Linked DNA regions of Homo sapiens: region 1 is linked to region 2. A link is a contact called in ENCODE Hi-C or POLR2A ChIA-PET data. All regions are on one chromosome and are shown on one strand. The core of a region is the stretch at or near the end of the contact, and the rest is flanking DNA. Distances in the headings are between cores, read along the strand shown.

Region 1 (4,814 bases), core at 1,645-4,144, 3.2 Mb before region 2:
TTTGTATTTTTAGTAGAGACGGGGTTTCACCATGTTGGTCAGGCTGGTCTCTAACTCCTGAACTCTTGATCCACCTGCCTCGGCCTCCCAAAGTGCTGGGATTACAGGCATGAGCCCCACGCGTGGGCTGATGATTAACTTTTTATTTAAAAAAACCTTTGGCCGAGCATGGTGGCTCATGCTTGTAATCTCAGTACTTTGGGAGGCCGAGGCAGGCAGATCACTTGAGGTCAGGAGTTCCAGACCAGCCTGGCCAACATGGCAAAACCCCATCTCAACTAAAACTTAAAAAAAAGTAGCCAGGTGTGGTGGCACACACCTGTAATCCCTCTACTTGGGAGGCTAAGGCATGAGAATTGCTTGAACCTAGGAGGCAGAGGTTGCAGTGAGCCAAGATTGCACCACTGTACTCCAGCCTGGGTGACAGAGTTAGACTGTCTCAAAAACAAAACCAAACAAAAAAACCTTTCATTGCCAGCCATGGTGGCTCACACCTGTAATCCCAGCACTTTCTCTGCGAGGCTGAGGTGGAATGATTCCTTGAGCCCAAGAATTCAAGACCAGCCTGGGCAACAAAATGAGACCCCATTGCTACAAAAAATAAATAAATAAATAAATAAATAAATAAATAATCTGAGCAAGGTGGCACATGCCTGTGGTCCTACCTACTCAGGAGGCTGAGGCAGGAGGATTGTTTGAGCCCAGAAGGTAGAGGCTGTGGTGAGCCATGTTTGCACCACTGCACTCCAGCCTGGGTGACGGGCTGTGTCTCAAACAAACAAATAAAAAATAAAAATTTAAAAACCTTGTTTTAATATAAGTTGGACAATTTATATATAAGAGAATTGGCTATAAGTGTATGAAATGTATTCTACCTTACTACTATTCTTTTTTTTTTTTTTTTTGAGACGGAGTTTTGCTCTTATTGCCCAGGCTGGAGTGCAATGGCGTGATCTCAGCTGACTGCAACTGCTGCCTCCTGGGTTTAAGTGATTCTCCTGCCTCAGTCTTGCCAAGTGGTTGGGATTACAGGCATGCATCACCATGCCTGGCTAATTTTTTTTTTTTTTTTTTTTTGAGAGGGAGTCTTTGTAGCCCAGGCTGGAGGGCAGTGGTGTGATCTCAGCTCACTGCTTCCTCTGCCTCCTGGGTTCAGGTGATTCTCCTGCCTCAGCCTCCAGAGTAGCTGGGATTACAGGCGTGTGCATGCATAGATAATTTTTGTATCTTTAGTAGAGATGGGGTTTCACCATGTTGGCCAAGCTGGTCTGAAACTCCTGATCTCAAGTGATCTGCCTGCCTCGGCCTCCCAAAATGCTGGTATTACACGAGTGAGCCACCGCACCTGGCCGGACTCTCTTCTTGATTACCTCAGCCAAAGTGCCTTCTGAAATGGTACCACAGGTGTGTGCTTCTAGTTCAGTTTGTAGTAGAGGGCCTGGTATGTACCGTCATTCACCCTGCCTGCTCCATCTGCATCCCCCTCACATCCAGCAAGAGTTTTCCTTTACACAGGGTTTACGGCTCCCCTGCTGATCACCTGCCAAAGCCTTCTCTCGGAGATAACACCCTTGCCAAGGCCTAAGTGGCCTTTGAAGATCAGGCCCTGCTTAGCTCTGGGCTCCTGTCTTTCTTTTGATGTCCTCTCTACTTTTTCTCAAACCTGTCAAAACTGGATTCGGACTCTGTGGCACTGGGGTTGGAAACATGCTTTGTCCGCATCTTCCCAGGGTGGCACTCAGGCTTGCACTAGCTAAGGTAGCTCTGCGGCAGGGTCCAGCACTACCTTATTGTTAATTTGTGTATTGTCTGTGTCCACTAAAGCTGGGGTGAGGAAGGCAGCCAAATCAGACATGGGGAGGCCTGGGAGGCTACGGCATCTTAGGTTTTGGGCAGTGCTGCTAGAAACCACGAACATTAGTCATCTCGCAGCATGTGTGCACATGGGGTGACCCGGGGGCCTCCTCGAATGCAGCGTCTACGCCTGGTGAATGGACGCACTCTTACCAATTCTGCTCTGGGAGATGCAGCGGTAACCTACCGAGCGCAGAGGCCGGCGCGCACCCGTGGAGCCCGCGCTCGCGATCCCTCCTCGTGCCAGGGCCCCAGGGCAGTCAAGGCCTGCCGACCGTTAGGCGGGTCAAGGGGTACACAGGGTGCGAATTCGTTAGGCAAAAGCTGGGTACAGGCGCGAGCCACAGGCACGGAAACCTCGCGCCGACCGGGGCCCTAGGCCCGACGACGGCAGGTAAGGGGAAGTGGAGGCACACAGGGCTGGGACGTGCCCCAGGCACCATACGGGTGGCTTCGGGCGCGGGACGTCCGCAGCCCCGCAGCTCCCAGGACGTTCGACAATCTGCAGCTGACCAGCTTCGGCCGGTTTGGGGATAAAGGGAAGACAGGCGGCGCGGGGAGTGGGAACGCCTGAAGGCCGCGCCCCTCCTTTCAGGTCGGCCAGGAGCGCGCCGGTAAGAGCCTGGGGGCAAGGGGTAGAAAGACGCCCACCTCATCACAACCCAGAGCTCGGGACTCCTATACAGTCCCATAGGGAACAGGCGGCCGCCATTCCCCTCCCCCACGCTGGCGGGTAAGGCTAGAGAACGGTTTCAAGGAAGACGCATGCGCATGAAATAATTATAAACCGCTAGGACTCCGAAGTTCAATATTCGCGGGAAGGCGCAGGCGCAACAAAAAGCCCGGCGGGTTTATGGGTGGGGGTGCTGAGCCCAAAACCCAAGCGTGTAATAATCCGCCGGCGGGAGGTGGGCTGGCTCTTGAAATTACGCATGCGCCAGAGCTCTTTGTGACGCAACGGGGCGGTGCGGGCAGCTGGCTGCGCGTGCGCAGAACTCGCACAAGGGACCTTATTTAGGTTGCGCAGGCGCCCGCTGGCCATTTCGTCTTAGCCACGCAGAAGTCGCGTGTCTAGGTGAGTCGCGGTGGGTCCTCGCTTGCAGTTCAGCGACCACGGTGGGTACCGTTTTTGCGAGGATTGTTTGTCCCCATATCTCTGGGAGGGCCACGGGGACCTTGGCGAGCTGCAGGCTGCCGTCGAGAGCCGCGAGTGGTTCGCTGAATCTCGGCACCGCCGCTGAGGCCTGCAGGCCGCGCCGACTCTATTGTGTGAGAAGTCGGAGGAGGCGGAGCGGAAGCGGCCGCCGCCATTTCCTTTCCTCTACGCTGGCTCTCGGCCCGGGCCCCCACGGTTCGGGGCGCCGACAGCTGTTGCTCAGGACAGCTTTGGGGGTCCGGTCGCCGGACGAGGAGGTGTTGGAGTCGCCGGGGTGGGTGCATCCGCCCGGTTTTTGCTCCGTGGGGGGGCGGTGCGGGCCCGGGCGCGCCTCGGAGGCGAAGGACAGCTTAATTGGCGCTCTCAGTTCTGGTCCTCCCCGCTTTGCAGTTTGTTTCGACGCCGGACCGCGTAAGAGACGATGATGTTGGGCACGGAAGGTGGAGAGGGATTCGTGGTGAAGGTCCGGGGCTTGCCCTGGTCTTGCTCGGCCGATGAAGTGCAGAGGTTTTTTTCTGGTGAGTTAGAACTAGGACGCGGGAGTTCGAGTTCGAGGCCGGGGCGGGCGGGCTGGCGGGCGGCCGGGCTGGGGCGGGGCGGGGCGGGGCGGGCCGGGCCGGGCCGGGCCGGGTGGGACCCGGGGCGCCCCCTGGCGAGGCGCGGGCGACTACACTCACCGCTGTGCTGCTCGCGCCCGGCGGCCCGCTGTTACGCAATGGAAATTTCGAAAGCCCCGCCCGTCCTCCTGGCCCTTGGGGGAGTGCGGCAGGTTTGGCAGACTTTGTTTTCTTTACCTATCTTTGAACACCAGCTTTTCTTTTATGGGTGTCTTTTTTTCTTTTTCTTTTGAGTTGGAGTCTCTGTCACCCAAGCTGGAGTGCAGTGGCGCGTTCTCGGCTCACTGCAACCTCCGCCTCCTGGGTTCAAGCGATTCTCCTGCCTCAGTCTCCCGAGTGTCTGGGACTAGAGGCGCGCACCGCCACGCCCGGCTAATTTTTGTATTTTTAGTAGAGACGGGGTTTCACTATTTTGGCCAGGCTGGTCTCGAACATCTGACCTCAAGTGATCCGCCCACCTCGGTTTCCCAAAATGCTGGGATTACAGGCGTGAGCCACCGCGCCTGGCCCGGGTGTCTTTTTTCGAAAGGATAAATTGGCATAGGTGGGATTTCCTCCTCAATCTTGAGAAAATGGCCGAGTGATTAGACAAATAATAGTAATGTTTTGCAATATCTTGAAGTGTAACCTCTTGTTTCCAGTTTTGGTGTTTTCTTAAAAAGGAGCATTCTTCGGAAAGTTAAAATGTCACGTCTTAATTTCAGTTTTCCTAATCAAGATTTGATAATTGAAGAGTGTTTTCTTATCTAGTTCTTAATCTGGCTCACTATACAGTTGAAGACACTGAAGCCCAGGGAAGTGTTTTTGCAGTACATAGGTTTCCTGAATATTTTCTATCAGAATGTCCTTGTTCCTATTATTAGACTGGGAAAAAGAAATTAGACTGATTAAAATTCTATTTGGATGAAATTAACAGCTTTTGGCAAGACGTTTGTAGTATTGACTTACTATCTGAATTTAGCGTTGGTAACGGAAAGCGACCTGTAAAACAAGAACCAAGTACGCTGGAAGCCGCCTTGCAGGGGGCAACACTGGGTTTGGCTTCAGCTGTGCAACTTGGAGCATTTTAGCTTGGTAACACTGATCCCCTTTCAGGTGAGTATTGGGCTTGTAATTTGAATTTGAATGAGAAACCGTAATGTGGCTACTGGTAAGGTAAAACGGATAAATGCCCCAGACCAAAACAG
Region 2 (4,776 bases), core at 1,829-4,328:
ACTGTAATCTCAACCTCTGAGGCAGCAGTTTGAGAGCAGCCTGGACAACATAGCAAGACTCCCGTCTCTACTTAAAAAAAAATTTTTTTTTTGAGACAGAGTCCCGCTCTGTTGCCCAGGCTGGAGTGCAGTGGCACGATCTTGGCTCACTGCAACCTCCACCTCCCGGGTTCAAGTGAGCCTCCTGCCTCAGCCCCCCTAGTAGCTGGGATTACAGGCACATGCCACCATGCCTGGCTAATTTTTGTATTTTTAGTAGAGACGAGGTTTTGCCATGTTGGCCAGGCTGGTCTCGAACTCCTGATCTCAGGTGATCCACCTGCCTCGGCCTCCCAAAGTGCTGGGATTACAAGCATGAGCCACCACACATGGTCTAAAATATTTTTCTTAAAAAAAGAGTTAATGTACATCAACTGCTGCTTGGTATAATGCTTGGCATCTAATAAGTTTCAACAACTGTTTGTTTAATGGCAGTCTGGATAATGAATCTGATCCAGCGATTGCTTATAGAATAGAAAAATGAAAGATGCATTTCCCTCAATAAATCCAATTTCATAAGGCAATCTTAATACAGCTCGAACCTGCTACCCACCTCTCTTCTAATAAAGATCTCCACAGTTTTGGCCGGGCGCGGCGGCTCACGCCTGTAATCCCAGCCGAGGAGGGCGGATCACGAGGTCAAGAAATCGAGACCATCCTGGCCAACATCGTGAAACCCCGTCTCTACTAAAAATACAAAAAATTCGCTGGATGTGGTGGCGCGTGCCTGTAGTCCCAGCTACTCGAGAGGCTGAGGCAGGAGAATCGCTTGAAACTGGAAGGCGGAGGTTGCAGTGAGCCGAGATCGCGCCACTGCACTCCAGCCTGGGCAACAAGAGCGAAACTCCGTCTCAAAAAAAAAAAAAAGATCTCCACAGAAGATAAAATGGAGGTTCCTATGCACTTTACTTCAGAAATGCTATCATAGATTTATATTCATGCTCTTCCAGTATGAGACTAAATATACCATAATTTATAACTCACATTACTTCATTGCACTTAAACCACATGTTAGCTTACCCCTGAAGAGTTCTAAGGGGTAAAATGGTCTGCCAAAGTTAAACAACACTCTGAAATTGGTGGTCTACCTGGAAGTGTAAGCTGGTTGTCTGTTTAACTCATTCTCTAATAATAATTTGCTGGGTCATCAATTCAATTTCTCTACCAAAAATTCCAATCAAATGTCAATTACATCTATGACAGCATTTTTCCATTTATACACTTCCAACACACTGCTCAATTTAAGAGGGGAAAAAATAACCACTTCAAAATTTATTATAGTGAAGTCTATTCAAGGAAATTGCAAAAAAGTGAGAACTCGCCAAAAAAATATTTATTTTCTCAGCATTTGCATTCCACACTCAACTGTACACTGAAATATAAGTTGCACAAGACAGAAGTCAGAAGCCTGGGAAGGGTTCTGGAAGATGGACATAGCTTTAAATCTGACACCATCATTTTCTAGCTGTGTAACCTAAGCATTTTATTTCTTAGTCCTGATACCCTTCATCTGTAAATCAGGGACTAGAACAGTATGAACCTCATAGGGTTGCTGTATTAAATGAGGTTATGTATGCTAAGTGTTTACAAAGTACTTACATCTGAAATAGTAAGTGGGATTCTACCTAGCAGCGCTGCGCACTAAGGTTCTTCATATAGTTGAATAAATGAATATTTACACATTTTATATAAGGAAATAAGTGTATCAATAACTTTAGGTCTATCCTAAGTCAAATTAATAGCAGAAAATACTATTTGGGGGCATTTTGCAGTCTACAAGGCCCTTCTAACATCCATATGTCCATTTGATCTCCCGAACATCCTCAGGAGGTAGATTTTTTTTTTTTTGAGACGGAGTTTCACTCTTGTTGCCCAGGCTGGAGTGCAGTGGCACGATCTCGGCTCACTGCAACCTCCGCCTCCCGGGTTCAAGCGAGTCTCCTGCCTTAGCCTCCCGAGTAGCTGGGACCACAGGCGTGCACCACCACGCCCGGCTAATATTTGTATTTTTAGTAGAGACGGGGTTTCACCATATTGGCCAGAGTGGTCTCGAACTCCTGACCTCGTGATTCGCTGGCCTTGGCCTCCCAAAGTGCTGGGATTACAGGCGTGAGCCACCGCTCCTGGCCTGGGGGTAGACATTTTTAAGACAGTCCTTTCAGAGATAAGGAAACTGGTAACAAAGTGCCAAGGTTACCCACCCTAGTGGTATCCTCCAACCATTCTCCAGCTCAGGGGTAAGTGATCAGTGGCAAATGTTCTTAATACAACATCTTGTATTAACATAACATTTCTGCAAGTTACCACCCTCCTCAAGCATAGTTAAGCACAGGAATCCAGGAATAAGCCAAAAGTAATAAATCCCGACAGACCACTGATGACACTTATCATCTTGCATTGTTTCCTCACTTGGTGTCCTCCCACACCTCTAGGGCGGGGACCAGATCTGTGTGTAGGTGCCCCCTCCCCGACCGGAACCCCCAACACGAAACCTGGTATCCAAGAGGCCCCAGTTTGTGGGAGTGTATGTGGAAATGGCATGGGATGCTGGCAGGAGGTTTTCCTGTCAGAGACCCGAAATGACGCCAACTCCGCGGTGGGGACTAAGCTTCTCCGGCAGATATAGACTCGTTGGGCGGAGAGGGTCCGACCGATAACCGGGCTGGGAAGGATGGCTGAGGACTGACGCCGCTAAGGCAAACCAGGGAAGCTGACACGCTGAGGGCACAGAGGCACAGACGAGGCGGGTCTGCCCGCAGCGATGGCTGGAAGGCTAGGGTCCAACAGAGGCTTGGGGGCCGGGGGAATCAGGGCAGTTGGAGTCTGGGGGGGAGGGGGCCGGCCTGCTGGTCTGAGAAGGATCTGAACCCAATCTGAGGAGGGTTCTGAACTCCTCTAGGGGCCTACTCCCCATCCCACGGAGGCATCTGCTGCACCGAGTACTCGCTGCTACCTGAAACTGCAGCAGCTTCTCTGTCTGCTCCTGGGTTAGATCCCGCTCCTCAGGCGCCGCCATTTTGCCGCCGCCTCTACGCTCCTGACCCGTCCGCACCGTCACCCGCCGGAACTGACCTCAGCCACAACCACATCCGGTCTGAACGGCCGCCGGCGCGCAACTGCGTCTGCGCGCGCTGGCCCACTAACCTCCCCCCGCCCCCCGCCACCTCTGGCCGCCGCCAGAGGGCGCCACGCTCGGGCCTATCCCGAACACTTCCGGAAATTGCCGAGGGACTGTCGGTACAAGTCGCTCTTACCATTTAGGCGACGAAAGGATCTGCTAAGATTAGGCGACGAAAGGAGACCTAAGATTCCAGTGCAGTCTTGCAGAGCCGAGAGGGCCCGAATGTGCCTCGAGAAGCTCCGGAGCATCCCGAATGGCATTCGGCTGATTTCGGCTGCTCTCTAACCATTTTCCGGCAACCTCAGATACTCTTGGAGGTTTCTCGGGAGACGCAGCCGTTCCGAAATACCAGCCTTTTGGTCGCTGGCCCCTGACCTAAAGTTTCCAAAAGCTCCTGACCATCTCTCGGGAGGTTCCGAAGGGCTCTGGATACTGGCGCGGCATTTCCGACGCCGCCTTCGAAGCGGAAGCTGTGGGCAGACTTCGGCCACCGTTCCATTGCCGCTTCGGGGTCACTTGCAGGAAGATCTGGACTCGGCTCCCCGGATCCTCGACCATTCATGGCGCCCCCAGTCGTCCGCACAGCTTGCCGTCCACCGCCGTGACTGCGGCGCTGGAACCCCGGCCCGGCATCTGCTTTTCCGTGCCTGGAGCCTTGTCTCTCCGCACTAGCGCTGCACTGGCCCCTTGTCTCTGTGACAGGCGAAGAAAGATCCCTGGACCGGGATTAGGAGACGCGGGTTCTAGTTGCCACCTTGCCAACTGCTGGACATCCTTGGGCAAACCACTTGGGCTCCATTTTGCCATTTGTTGAATGAGATTCCCCAAAAGCCCCTGACGTGCTGCCGCCGCCCCTTCTCCTCGAGGCAGTCCCCTGCCCTTCCCTTCTGCTGCTTACACTACCCTATCACCACCCCTCAATCTCTATCTTCCTCTGCACGTCCCTTGCCCCTTCTAGTCCGCCACCTCTCTTTAGATTTCCCGTTTTCATTTCCACCTCTCCCGCCGAACGCCTCCTCTGCCCACCTTCCAGAGAGGCCTGGGTCTGGTACACGCTTTTCCACTGACCACCTGTGTGATTCTCAGCAAGGCTCTCGGCCGCCTGCGCCCCACCCTCGTCCCCTTGCAGGGTTGATCCGGTGAGACAGAAAAGGCTTTGAGAGCTGGTTCTGTGAAGAGTACATGAAATTTTGGCTACTTCTTTCAGGACTTATCAGGTCTTACCAGGTCTGCACAAACCACGACGTCCTGGAAAAACAGCACATGGTACGCCCTAAAACACAACCCCCAAAAAGTGCTAATTGGAAAAACAAAACAAAACAAAACAAAAACCCTGCAAATTTGGATCTGCATATGAAATCTTTCCGTTTAAAAATGGTGTCGGCCGGGCTCTGTGGCTCACGCCTGTAATCCCAGCGCTTTGGGTGGCCGAGGCGGGCGGATCACTTGAGGTCAGGAGTTCGAAACTGGCCTGGCCAACATGGCGAAACCCTGTCTCTACTAAAAATACAAAAATTAGCCAGGGTTGGTGGCGCACGCCTGTAGTCCTAGCTACTCGGGAGGCTGAGGCAGGAGAATCGCTTGAATCTGGGAGGCGGAGGTTGCAGTGAACTGAG

What was found. A loop is a pair of places that touch in the nucleus more often than their neighbours do. ChIA-PET counts read pairs that join two places held with the same protein, here RNA polymerase II (POLR2A). Pooled maps may share reads with other maps.
Region 1: a map with no recorded cell type shows a loop between it and region 2 (12-fold over the local background). The contact joins the promoter of HNRNPH1 here to the promoter of FAF2 in region 2. A Hi-C loop is called at or near these places in 1 of 37 single-sample maps with no recorded cell type and 7 of 50 pooled maps. POLR2A ChIA-PET finds 5 or more read pairs at or near these places in 2 of 52 experiments (B cell and activated T-cell).

What each region holds. Positions count from the first base shown.
Region 1 is chr5:179,621,751-179,626,564 of GRCh38, reverse strand. It overlaps HNRNPH1 (heterogeneous nuclear ribonucleoprotein H1), which reads left to right and starts at 2,894. Exons shown (of 14, transcript NM_001257293.2): 1 at 2,894-2,970; 2 at 3,401-3,528. The coding sequence starts at 3,432. All of the region lies in intron 4 of LOC128966623 (a long non-coding RNA gene), which reads right to left. RefSeq lists enhancers at 1,283-2,067, 2,068-2,853, 2,603-2,897, 2,953-3,122.
Region 2 is chr5:176,446,687-176,451,462 of GRCh38, reverse strand. FAF2 (Fas associated factor family member 2) reads right to left here and starts at 3,078. Exons shown (of 11, transcript NM_014613.3): 1 at 2,993-3,078. The coding sequence starts at 3,055. RefSeq lists enhancers at 2,998-3,057, 3,368-3,427, 3,508-3,697 and a silencer at 3,138-3,187.